2 separate regions of the Homo sapiens genome follow, and region 1 is linked to region 2. Evidence: chromatin contacts called from ENCODE Hi-C or POLR2A ChIA-PET data. All regions are on one chromosome and are shown on one strand. Each heading gives the region's core, a stretch centred on a gene start or an enhancer-like site at or near the end of the contact. The rest is flanking DNA. Distances are from core to core; before and after follow the strand shown. Region 1 holds the start of EXO5-DT (EXO5 divergent transcript). Region 2 holds the start of ZMPSTE24 (zinc metallopeptidase STE24).

The links. A loop is a pair of places that touch in the nucleus more often than their neighbours do. ChIA-PET counts read pairs that join two places held with the same protein, here RNA polymerase II (POLR2A). Pooled maps may share reads with other maps.
Region 1: a loop to region 2 is called in a pooled map, with 7 times the contacts of the local background. The contact joins the promoter of EXO5-DT here to the promoter of ZMPSTE24 in region 2. A Hi-C loop is called at or near these places in 1 of 37 single-sample maps with no recorded cell type and 7 of 50 pooled maps. POLR2A ChIA-PET finds 5 or more read pairs at or near these places in 5 of 52 experiments (HEK293T, RWPE1, WTC11 and 2 more).

What each region holds. Positions count from the first base shown.
Region 1 is chr1:40,505,443-40,509,953 of GRCh38, reverse strand. It overlaps EXO5-DT (EXO5 divergent transcript), which reads left to right and starts at 1,259. Exons shown (of 2, transcript NR_187365.1): 1 at 1,259-1,365. It overlaps EXO5 (exonuclease 5), which reads right to left and starts at 1,187. Exons shown (of 4, transcript NM_001346953.2): 1 at 1,046-1,187; 2 at 329-503; 3 at 164-221. RefSeq lists enhancers at 781-870, 901-1,150.
Region 2 is chr1:40,256,211-40,261,457 of GRCh38, reverse strand. It overlaps ZMPSTE24 (zinc metallopeptidase STE24), which reads right to left and starts at 3,222. Exons shown (of 10, transcript NM_005857.5): 1 at 3,064-3,222; 2 at 473-619. The coding sequence starts at 3,186. RefSeq lists enhancers at 2,812-2,911, 3,002-3,281, 3,362-3,631, 3,862-3,991.

The sequences.
Region 1 (4,511 bases), core at 10-2,509, 250 kb before region 2:
TAACCCTACTGAGATATCCGACCATTGAGTGATAACATATAGTACGCATATTAGCACTCGATGAAGATAGATCTCCTTCTTTTTCCCCAAGGAAGAGATGAGAGAGTGTATCGATTCCCCCTGACAAAGGAGATGAAACTTTAGAAGAGAAACTCCTATTCACCTGTGACTTCGTTGATCTTCCTCCTCATAGGGAAGGCCAGAATGCTGAAATGACAAGGCTAGGGAAGAGAAAGAAGTTCTGAAAGACCAGGTCTGCATTAAAGAACCTAAATTAGCAACTTAGGTCCTTGCTATGGTAGAACCGGAACTTCTGGTCCTTTCTTACCTGACCATTCCCTCACGTTGGGTGTTTTCTCCTCTCACATTGACACTGCACAGACTGTTACCCACCCCAGATCCTAGGTTACATAACGCTCGCCTCTCTCCTGGGGCAAACTCTCTCCATGATTTCTTCGTTCCCCCGTACTCTAGATGCAATGACTTGATCCAATCCCTGCTCCCTGAAAGTAAAAGGGTCAGACATAACCAAGATCCCCAAGGAGCTCCGAGATCAGTTCCCTCTTCCAGCTCCATTCTCAACCCAGCAGCTCAAGCAAGAGACCTTATGACAGCGGCTCTTTCTCTCAGATGGGTTACTGCCTTCTGCAGAATTGCCGATGGCAACATCCTGACTTGTTCAGTGCGGCCCGGACTTGTGGGCTCCGCGGGCGTTTGCCTTCAGGGAAGATCTTTCCTCTGGCCCTAAAGCACTGTCTCCCAGGGAGTGCCATGCATGCCCTAAAGTGTACTGAGCACTTCCTACAGTTCTGGCAGAGCCAGGAATAAGAACAGGGAGCCGTCCACCTCGGGAAGGAGTCCCGGCCAACAGCACTGTGTTCCGAGGGCGAAGGTCCAGAACGGGAACCCGGCCTGTGAGGGGAGACGAGACGAGCCGCTTCCCGGGAGCCGCGCCCACCAAGGGAGGGAGACGCGGCGATCGCAGGGACAGAACCCTAAGCTCCGAAACGCAGCCTCCCAGCCCATTCTCCGGCCTTCCCCTAACCTCTGATACTCCTCCGAACCTCGGACTCCACCTGGTTTCGCCGCGGCCTCGGAGCTGCTCCCGGACGCTCCCGGCGAGGAGACTGAGGAAGCCGGGCAGAGCGCGCTGCCGGAGCGGACTACACAGTCGGCCCGCCACTCGCAAAAAAGCCGCCCAGAGCCCAGTCCCAGAGTGCCCCGCGGCTGCCCACGGACCGCCTTCCCAGAGGCCCTCGCGGCGCCGCCTACCTCGCGAGGCTGCGGCTGGGGCAGAAATCCGTCTCTGTGAGCGGAGGAGGGTGTGCTTATGCGAGAGCAGGTTTTGGGAGCTCACTAAAGCAGGTCAGTCCCTCTGTTTGCGCCGTTGTCTGTGGGTCGTTTAATTCCGGGCGCAGCTGATCTGTAACTTCCCTCACTGGCGAGGTCTCCCAGTTACCACCGGGACAATCCGAGCAAGGTCTGGGCCCCTCGCTGCCCCCGGTGAAGTGCCGCGTCTCCGCTTGGCCATCCGTGGATTCAGCATCCCCACCTTAGCACCTCCCGCCGGCTTTTCCATTGAGAGCAAAACCACGAACTCACTTTTGAGAGATGCTGGCGCTCCCCTCATCAATATTTCTTTTTTTTTTTCTGTTTGCTTACTTTTAACTAACCTTTTATTGATAAATATAACACAATTTTATTCTGAAATATAAACCAAAGATAAGTATAATTATGAACAGCCAAGTCATTAGAGCGAAAAAAGAATAGTGTCAGGTTCTTCACAGATACACTTCCTGAGAAAACCACTAGCCCGACTTTTATAACACTTTGCTTTTCTTATTTATATTTATTTATTTATTTATTTTACCAAAAGCAGATACTTGACTCTTTGCTTTTCTTTACGGTTTATCACGCATACTTGAAAACTGGATTTATGACAAAGGTGGCATCATACAGCCATGGAGAAAAGATGGTCTATTCAGTGAAGGTTCTATGACAATATGAAGGCCGGGCACGGTGGCTCACGCCTGTAATCCCAGCACTTTGGGAGGCTGAGGTGGGCGGATCACGAGGTTAAGAGATCGAGACCATCCTGGCCAACATGGTGAAACCCTGTCTCTACTAAAAAGTACAAAAATTAGCTGGGTGTGGTGGCACACACCTGTAGTCCCAGCTATTCAGGAGGCTGAAGCAGGAGAATCGCTTGAACCGGGAGGCGGAGGTTGCAGTGAGCGGAGATCACACCACTGCACTTCAGCCTGGGCAACAGAGGGAGACTCCGTCTCAAAAAAAAAAACAAAACAGAAAACAGGACCTCTATCTCTCATTTCATCACAAAAATCAATTGTAGCTGGATTAAGACCTAAATGTGAAATCCTAAACTATAAAGTCTTCAGAATATAATATAGGAAAATATCTTTGGACTTCAGAATAGGTAAATATTTTAAAACAAAAATAGAAAAACATTAAATTGGCCAGGCATGGTGGCTCATGCCTGTAATACCAACACTTTGGGAGGCCCAGGTAGGCGGATCACTTGAGGTCAGGAGTTGAGACCAGCCTGGCCAACATAGTGAAACCCCGTTTCTAGTAAAAATACAAAAAATTAGCCAAGTGTGGTGGCAGGTGCCTGTAATCTCAGCTACTTGGGAGGCTGAGGCAGGAGAATCACTTGAACCTGGGAGGCGGAGTTTGCAGTGAGCCGACAACAGGCCACTGCACTCCAGCCTGGGTGATAAAGTGAGACTCTGTCTCAAAAAAAAAAAGGAAAAAAAGAAAGAGAAAAAAGGAAAGAAAAAGAAAGAAAGAGAAAGAAAGAAAAGAAAAGAAAGAAAGAGAAACATTAAATTAAGACAACTACAGGCTGAGTGCAGTGGCTCACACACCTGTAATCCTAGAACTCTGGGAGGCCGAAGTGGGTGGATCCCTTGAGCTCAGTTCAGAAACCAGCTGGGGTAACATGGTGAAAACACGTCTCTACAAAAAATACAAAAATTAGCTGGGGGTGGTGATACGTGCCTGTAGTCCCAGCTACTCTGGTGCGTCAGTTGGGAAAATTTTGAAGTGACTTGTGTTTTAGATAATATTATCAATCAATTATAGGTCTCCTGAGTGTCATAATGATTTTGTGGTTATGTAGGAAAATGTTCTTTTTCTTAGAAATATGTAAGTTGAGGCCAGGTACGGTGGCTCTCGCCTGTAATCCTAGCACTTTGGGAGGCCGAGGCGGGCGGATCACCTGAAGTCAGGAGTTCAAGACCAGCCTGGCCAACATGGTGAAACCCTGTCTCTACTAAAATACAAAAATTAGCCGGGCATGATGGCAGGTGCCTGTAATCCTAGCTACTCGGGAGGCTGAGATGGGAGAATCGCTTGAAACCGGGAGATGGTGGTTGCAGTGAGCCGAGATCATGCCACTGCACTCCAGCCTGGGTGGCTGACTGAGACTCTTGTCTCAAAAAAAAAAAAAAAAAAAAATGGAATTTAAGTGTATTAAATAGTCTGTTCTCATGCTGCTAATAAAGACATACCTGAGATTGGGTAATTTATAAAGGAAAGAGATTTAATTGACTCACGGCTCCACATGGCGGGGGAGGCCTCACAATCATGGAGGAAGGTGAAGGAGGAGCAAAGTCACCTCTTACATGGTGGCAGGCAAGAGAGAACATGTGCAGGGGAACACACCTTTATAAAACCATCAGGTCAGCTGGGTGTGGTGCCTTATGCCCGTAATCCCAGCACTTTGGGAGGCCATGGCTGGTGGATCACCTAAGGTCAGGAGTTCAAGACCAGCCTGGCCAACATGGTGAAACCCTATCTCTACTAAAAATACAAAAAATTAGCCAAGCATGGTGGCAGACGCCTGTAATCCCAGCTATTCGGGAGGCTGAGGCAGGAGAATCACTTGAACCTGGGAGGCGGAGGTTGTGGTGAGCTGAGATCGCGCCACTGCACTCCAGCCTGGGCAACAAGAGTGAAATTCCATCTCAAAAACAAAAACGAAACAAAACAAAACCATCAGATCTTGTGAGACTTATTCACTATCACGAGAACAGCATGGGAAAGACCTGCCCCCACGATTCAATTACCTCCTACCAGGTACCTCTTCCATGATATGTGGGAATTATGGGAGCTACACTTCAAGATGAGATTTGGGTTGGGAGACAACCAAACCATATCATTGAGGAAATGCTTTTTAATCCATTGAGATATGAGAAGGCATTTCTGGATTGAGGCTACAAAAACTTTCTGCCTCTTCCCCAACATAACCTTTCTTACTTGAGATGTAAACTGAATGCCAGGAAAACCCCTCCCCAACCCCTTCACACATGGACCACTCCTCAAATGGGGTTTGAGGGGCAATGACACTGGGTAGAGTGAAGCAGAAGAGATTTAGAAACAGTCATGGAATTTGTGGGGAAAATAAATATCAAAAACATAGTACCATATATTCCCCAAAACTTTCAGCCTAAAGACTGTGGGTCTCAAAACTGAGAAAAGAATGCCCT
Region 2 (5,247 bases), core at 1,973-4,472:
GGATCATTTGCGCCTAGGAAGCAGAGGTTGCAGTGAGCCAAGATCACGCCACTGTACTTCAGCCTGGGTGACAGAGCAAGACTGTGCCAGAAGAAAAAAAAAAAAATCCAGGCAAATTCAACATAATGAGATAAGTACTCTGACAGGAATAATGATAGAATGCTACCCTATCCACATTCGTCAGGCAGGGAGTTTCAAATGGTTGCTTAGAAGACATGACATCTCAGCTGGATCCTAATGGAAGAGGATCTTTTTCCTACCTGGCTTCAGGGTAATAGTTCCCATATTCTATAGTTTTCAACTGACTAAGCAGTTATGTTTCTGTCTTTTTTGCTCCACAGCCGTTACTATCAATAACAAAGGTTAAGAAAGCATTCTGGGACTTGTAAGTGTGGTACCCTCTTTTGTGTTACAAAAATATGAAAATGAAAACAACCAGACAGACTGTCTCTCCAAGAAGTAAATTACTCACAGTGCCTTCAGTCTCTGAATAGAGTCCTGACCAGAAGCTGAAAGTGCTTTTATCCAGTTGATAGAGTCGAGATTTCTCAAATGTTTCAGAATCCATGATCTGTCCTAACTCCGGTGGTACATGAGTTGTTGTTTTATATATCCTTCTCTGAAATATTTTAAAGAAAACACTTTAGTGAAATAGTTGTTTATTACAATAGTCATTTATGATCAAACATCGAATGGTTTATAGCTTGCCACTTATATCTGTTGAATTTGCTTTATACCTACACAAATATTGCACTTGATCAAGTACATGAAACGACTGATGCAGGAAAATAAAAGCAGAACAAGAGAACCTGAGGTGACCTGACTGGTAAAACTATAATCAGGGTTGTCATCACACTTCAGTTTGTATATGTAAACCAAAGCTGTTAACATCACAACTTTGTTACATGTACTACTCATTCTGGGTATTACATACCTCCTATAATACGGAAAACAAATTCATGCAAAGGAGAAGCACACATGCTAACTGTGAGTATGAACAGATACTGAGGCTGCTCATTAAATTTGGTCCTAAATGCCAGAAACTTGAGGATCACCAGATGGAAACATATCAGGTCTGTGAGAAAAGACCAATTTTCAGCCGGGCACGGTGGGTCACGCCTGTAATCCCAGCAGTTTGGAAGACAGGGGCAGAAGGATTCCTTGAGCCCAGGAGTTCAAGACTGGCCTGAGCAATGTGGTGAAATCCCGTCTCTACAAAAAATACAAAAATTAGCAGAGTGTGGTGGTATGCACCTGTGGTCCCAGCTATTTGGGGGGCTGAGGTGGGAGGATCACTTGAGCCTGGGAGGCAGAGGTTGCAGTAAGCCCATATTGTGCCACAGCACTACACCCTGGGTGACAGAGAATCTATCTCCTTAAAAAAAAAAAAAAAAAAAAAAAAGGAGAAAGATCAACTATCTCATTATACTAAATTATAAAAGGTAAGGGTAATTTCAGTCCAGGAAATGTAATACAGAGAATGGATACCAAACAAAATAATGGGCCACTACAACATGCTTTCCCTATATATTGTTGTGTGCCAATAAAAGCTGAGGGGAGATCGAGCACGGTGGCTCATGCCTGTAATCCCAGCCCTTTGGGAGGTGGAGGCGGCAAGATGACTTGAGTCCAGGAACTCCAGACCACCCCGGGCAACATCTCTACAAAAAAATCAAACAATTAGCCAGGCACAGTGATCCGCACCTGTGGTCCTAGCAACTCAGAAGGCTGAGGTGGAGGTGGAGGGGTCGTTTGAGCCCACGAGTTCGAGGCTGCCTTGAGCTATGATGATGCTACTGTGCTCCAGTCTGGGTGGCAGAGTGAGCCCCTGTCTCTAAATACAATAAATATTCTATCCTGGCCAAGATGGTGAAACCCCGTCTCTACTAAAAATACTAAAATTAGCTGGGCGTGGTGGCACGTGCCTGTAATCCTAGCTACTCGGGATGCTGAGGCAGGAGAATCATTTGAACATCCCTCCCTCTGCGCGCTGCTGGCAGTGTCACAGACACACTCTTCCCCTTGCAGACTCTCCCTCGTCCCTCCTAGTTTCTTGCAGTGAGCCGAGATAACGCCACTGTACTCCAGCCTGGTGACAGAGCTAGACTCTAAAATTAAATAAATAAATAAAGATTAAAAATAAATAAATAAAAGTTCAGATCTCTAAACCATGGTTATCTCAGGTAAATTGTTAACTTTCACTTTTTATTTTACCATTTTAATATTTAAACTAAAATAATGTTGATTTTATGAAAAACGAGAAATATATTTCATTTAATTTCATTTATTTATTTATTTTGAGATTGAGTTTCACTCTTGTCGCCCAGGCTGGAGTGCAGTGGCACAATCTCAGCTCACTGCAACCTCCGCCTACTGGGTTCAAATGATTCTCCTGCCTCAGCCTCCCAAGTAGCTGGGACTACAGGTGCGCGCCACCACACCCGGCTAATTTTTCTATTTTTAGTAGAGACGGGTTTTCGCCACGTTGGTCAGGCTGGTCTCGAACTCCTGACCCCAGGTGATCCGCCCGCCTCGGCCTCCCAAAGTGCTGGGATTACAGGCATGAGACACCACGCCGGGCCCGATAAGTTTTTTGTTTGTTTGTTTGTTTTTTCAAGCAGAAACAATATATGCACTTTAAGGAGAAACAAGAGTGCAAGTTCTTGGAAGGACTGCAAAATCCTATGGTTAGGCATGATTACATAAATGTCATGAGGAAGTTGGGTGTCTAAATCCTTTTAAAGGCTTATTCCAAAGATAAAGGAGGCCAAGTCTGGGCCCAAGGATCCCAAGGAAGCTGCAGGGAGGGCACAAGAGCCCAAGCCTTCCTCCAGGCCCTAAAGGGATTGGGTCCCATGATAACGTTACAGAAAACTTCCTTGACGCACCAAGACCCTCCTCAAAGCCACAGTCCGCCATCGGGCCAAGTTACGAGACTCAGCAGGGACCACAAAGACGAGACTGGCGCGGGGACCGAAGCAATCAAGAGTCTCAGGGTCGAAGCCAAGGCTACTCCAGGGCTGGCCGGGTATGGGGGTCAGGTTGGACCCTGTCTAGGCTCACCTGCCGCTGTGCTAGGAAGGTCTCCCAAAGATACACTGTCCAGGAAAAGAGCAGCACGGCCCCGAAGATACGCTTCTCGGCCGGCATCTCCCACAAAGCGTCCAGCGATGCCCACATCCCCATGGCCACCCGGTTCCGCCGGCTCCTTCAGCGTGCACCGGTGCCACACCGACACTCGTCCCTTCAGAGCGTCCCCGCGGTGTCACAGCAATATCCGTTCTTTCCGAGGGCCCCTACGCCGATACCCGCCCCCATCCCTCCCTCTGCGCGCTGCTGGCAGTGTCACAGACACACTCTTCCCCTTGCAGACTCTCCCTAGTCCCTCCTAGTTTCTACAGGAAAAGCCCCAGCCCCACCTTCCTCACTTCCGGCCCAAAGAGGGCGGGGACCCAAACGCCGAGTTCCGGGCCCGGCTGAGCTGTGTTGCATCAACATTCTTCCCCCACGTCTTGACGCTGGGTTCCGGCCTAGGGTTCTGGCTTTCCTCCTGGGCTAGTGAACGCGGCGAAGTCCTCCTCTTTCTAATCTCCAGAGCCGCAGTTCCATCCTCTGGGTCAGCGGCTTACCCTGACTGGGCTGCGGTATCTGCCTTCCTTCCCCCAACAAGGCGACAGGTAGTCGGGGCTGGGGCCGGAACTGACTGAGTGGGCCGCAACTGACTGAGTGGGCCGCGGCTCCCGCCTGAGGAGGCTAGGAAGGACTGAACAGCAGCCGACTTCCCAGGCTCTAAAAATCGTGCCTCTGAGTTAGAGCTACCTCAAAAGCAAGACCAAGCATGAGAAATGGAGTCTTTTGGCCAGTATTGGGGTGTTCGGAATTCAAGCGTATGAGAGAGTGGACGGTAGCGTTGAGAATTTTCATTTGAAGATCTCGTCTTAACCACCCCAAGTGTAGTCAGAGGCGGCGTTTTCCCTGCGAGAGTGCCCTGGAACAAAGCAAGGATAGCGTGGGTTAGACATACCTGAAATGAAAGCGTCTTACTTTATCTAGGTACATATTTGCGTCAGTAAGGCGCAACGCCATTTCTCTCTTGGAATTCAGAAGTGAAATATGGTGACTGGGACGCCTGTACATTGCTTTGACTTAAAAATTGAAGTCCATTATTCTGACCGAAAGTTAATCTGATGATTAATTGGTTAAACATACTATCGTTGCTAATTAGCATAATTATTATTTACAATAAAGTGAGCTAAATAGCTACAACTAAAATATATTTAAATTACTGTGATATTGTGATGCTAAAGATGTGTTGAAATTAATATCTTGAATTTCTCAACCCTGCCTAAATGCCTCTGAGAGTAATTAGTATAATTAAAAGTCACTAGAGAAAGTGAATGACTCTAATAACAGGATAACAAATTCTTTTCAAGTCAGATGGTTTCCAGTTCTTTGCTTTCAACAAAATTAATGGTGGCCCATGAATTGTCAGCTGATGAAGGAACACTATTTGGTTTTTGGCATGCAACTCGGAAAGAAACCAAACGATTGATTGACATGCTTACAACAAAACTACTAGCATTCTCACCTATTTATGTAAAACCATTTCTCAGCACTTGTATCTGTGAAAACAACAGAATTGAAAATGAACCCTGTTAATCTACCAGTAGGAACTATTCATCCAGATAAATGAATTAATTGGTGGGTCAGCCCCATCTATCTCACTAAGAGATGTGTTCCCAATAGAATTTCACCTTTTATAACTGTGTGTTATCAATATTTGCAATCGTGTCATTTTGATCCATTATATACTAAAGATGATTGTGATGATTACTCACTTCAGAAGAATTCCAGCGTAGAGCCATAAAGTTACACGAAATTTTTTAAGGTTTACTACATATGTCATATTTTTATTGCGAAGAAGTGATCAAGAAAAGGTTGTTCAAACATCAAAGTACTATATTTGAATAACATTTTTTGTTAGAGTACAATCTAAATATGTTAGAGATAATAAAAGAACAATGTTGAAGAGCTCATTAGTGTATGTTTTAATGCATAATGGTGGTTATTCAGTTGTTATGTAGATTCTCTTGGATACATTATAAAGAGTGATTTAACAGTTTTATCTTAAAATGTCAGTATTTACAATTTGCAAGAATTTACATCCATTGCAACTATTTGAATTTATGATGGAACCAGTTAGATACCAACTTAAATATATAAGGGGTAAACACTTTTTCAAAATTT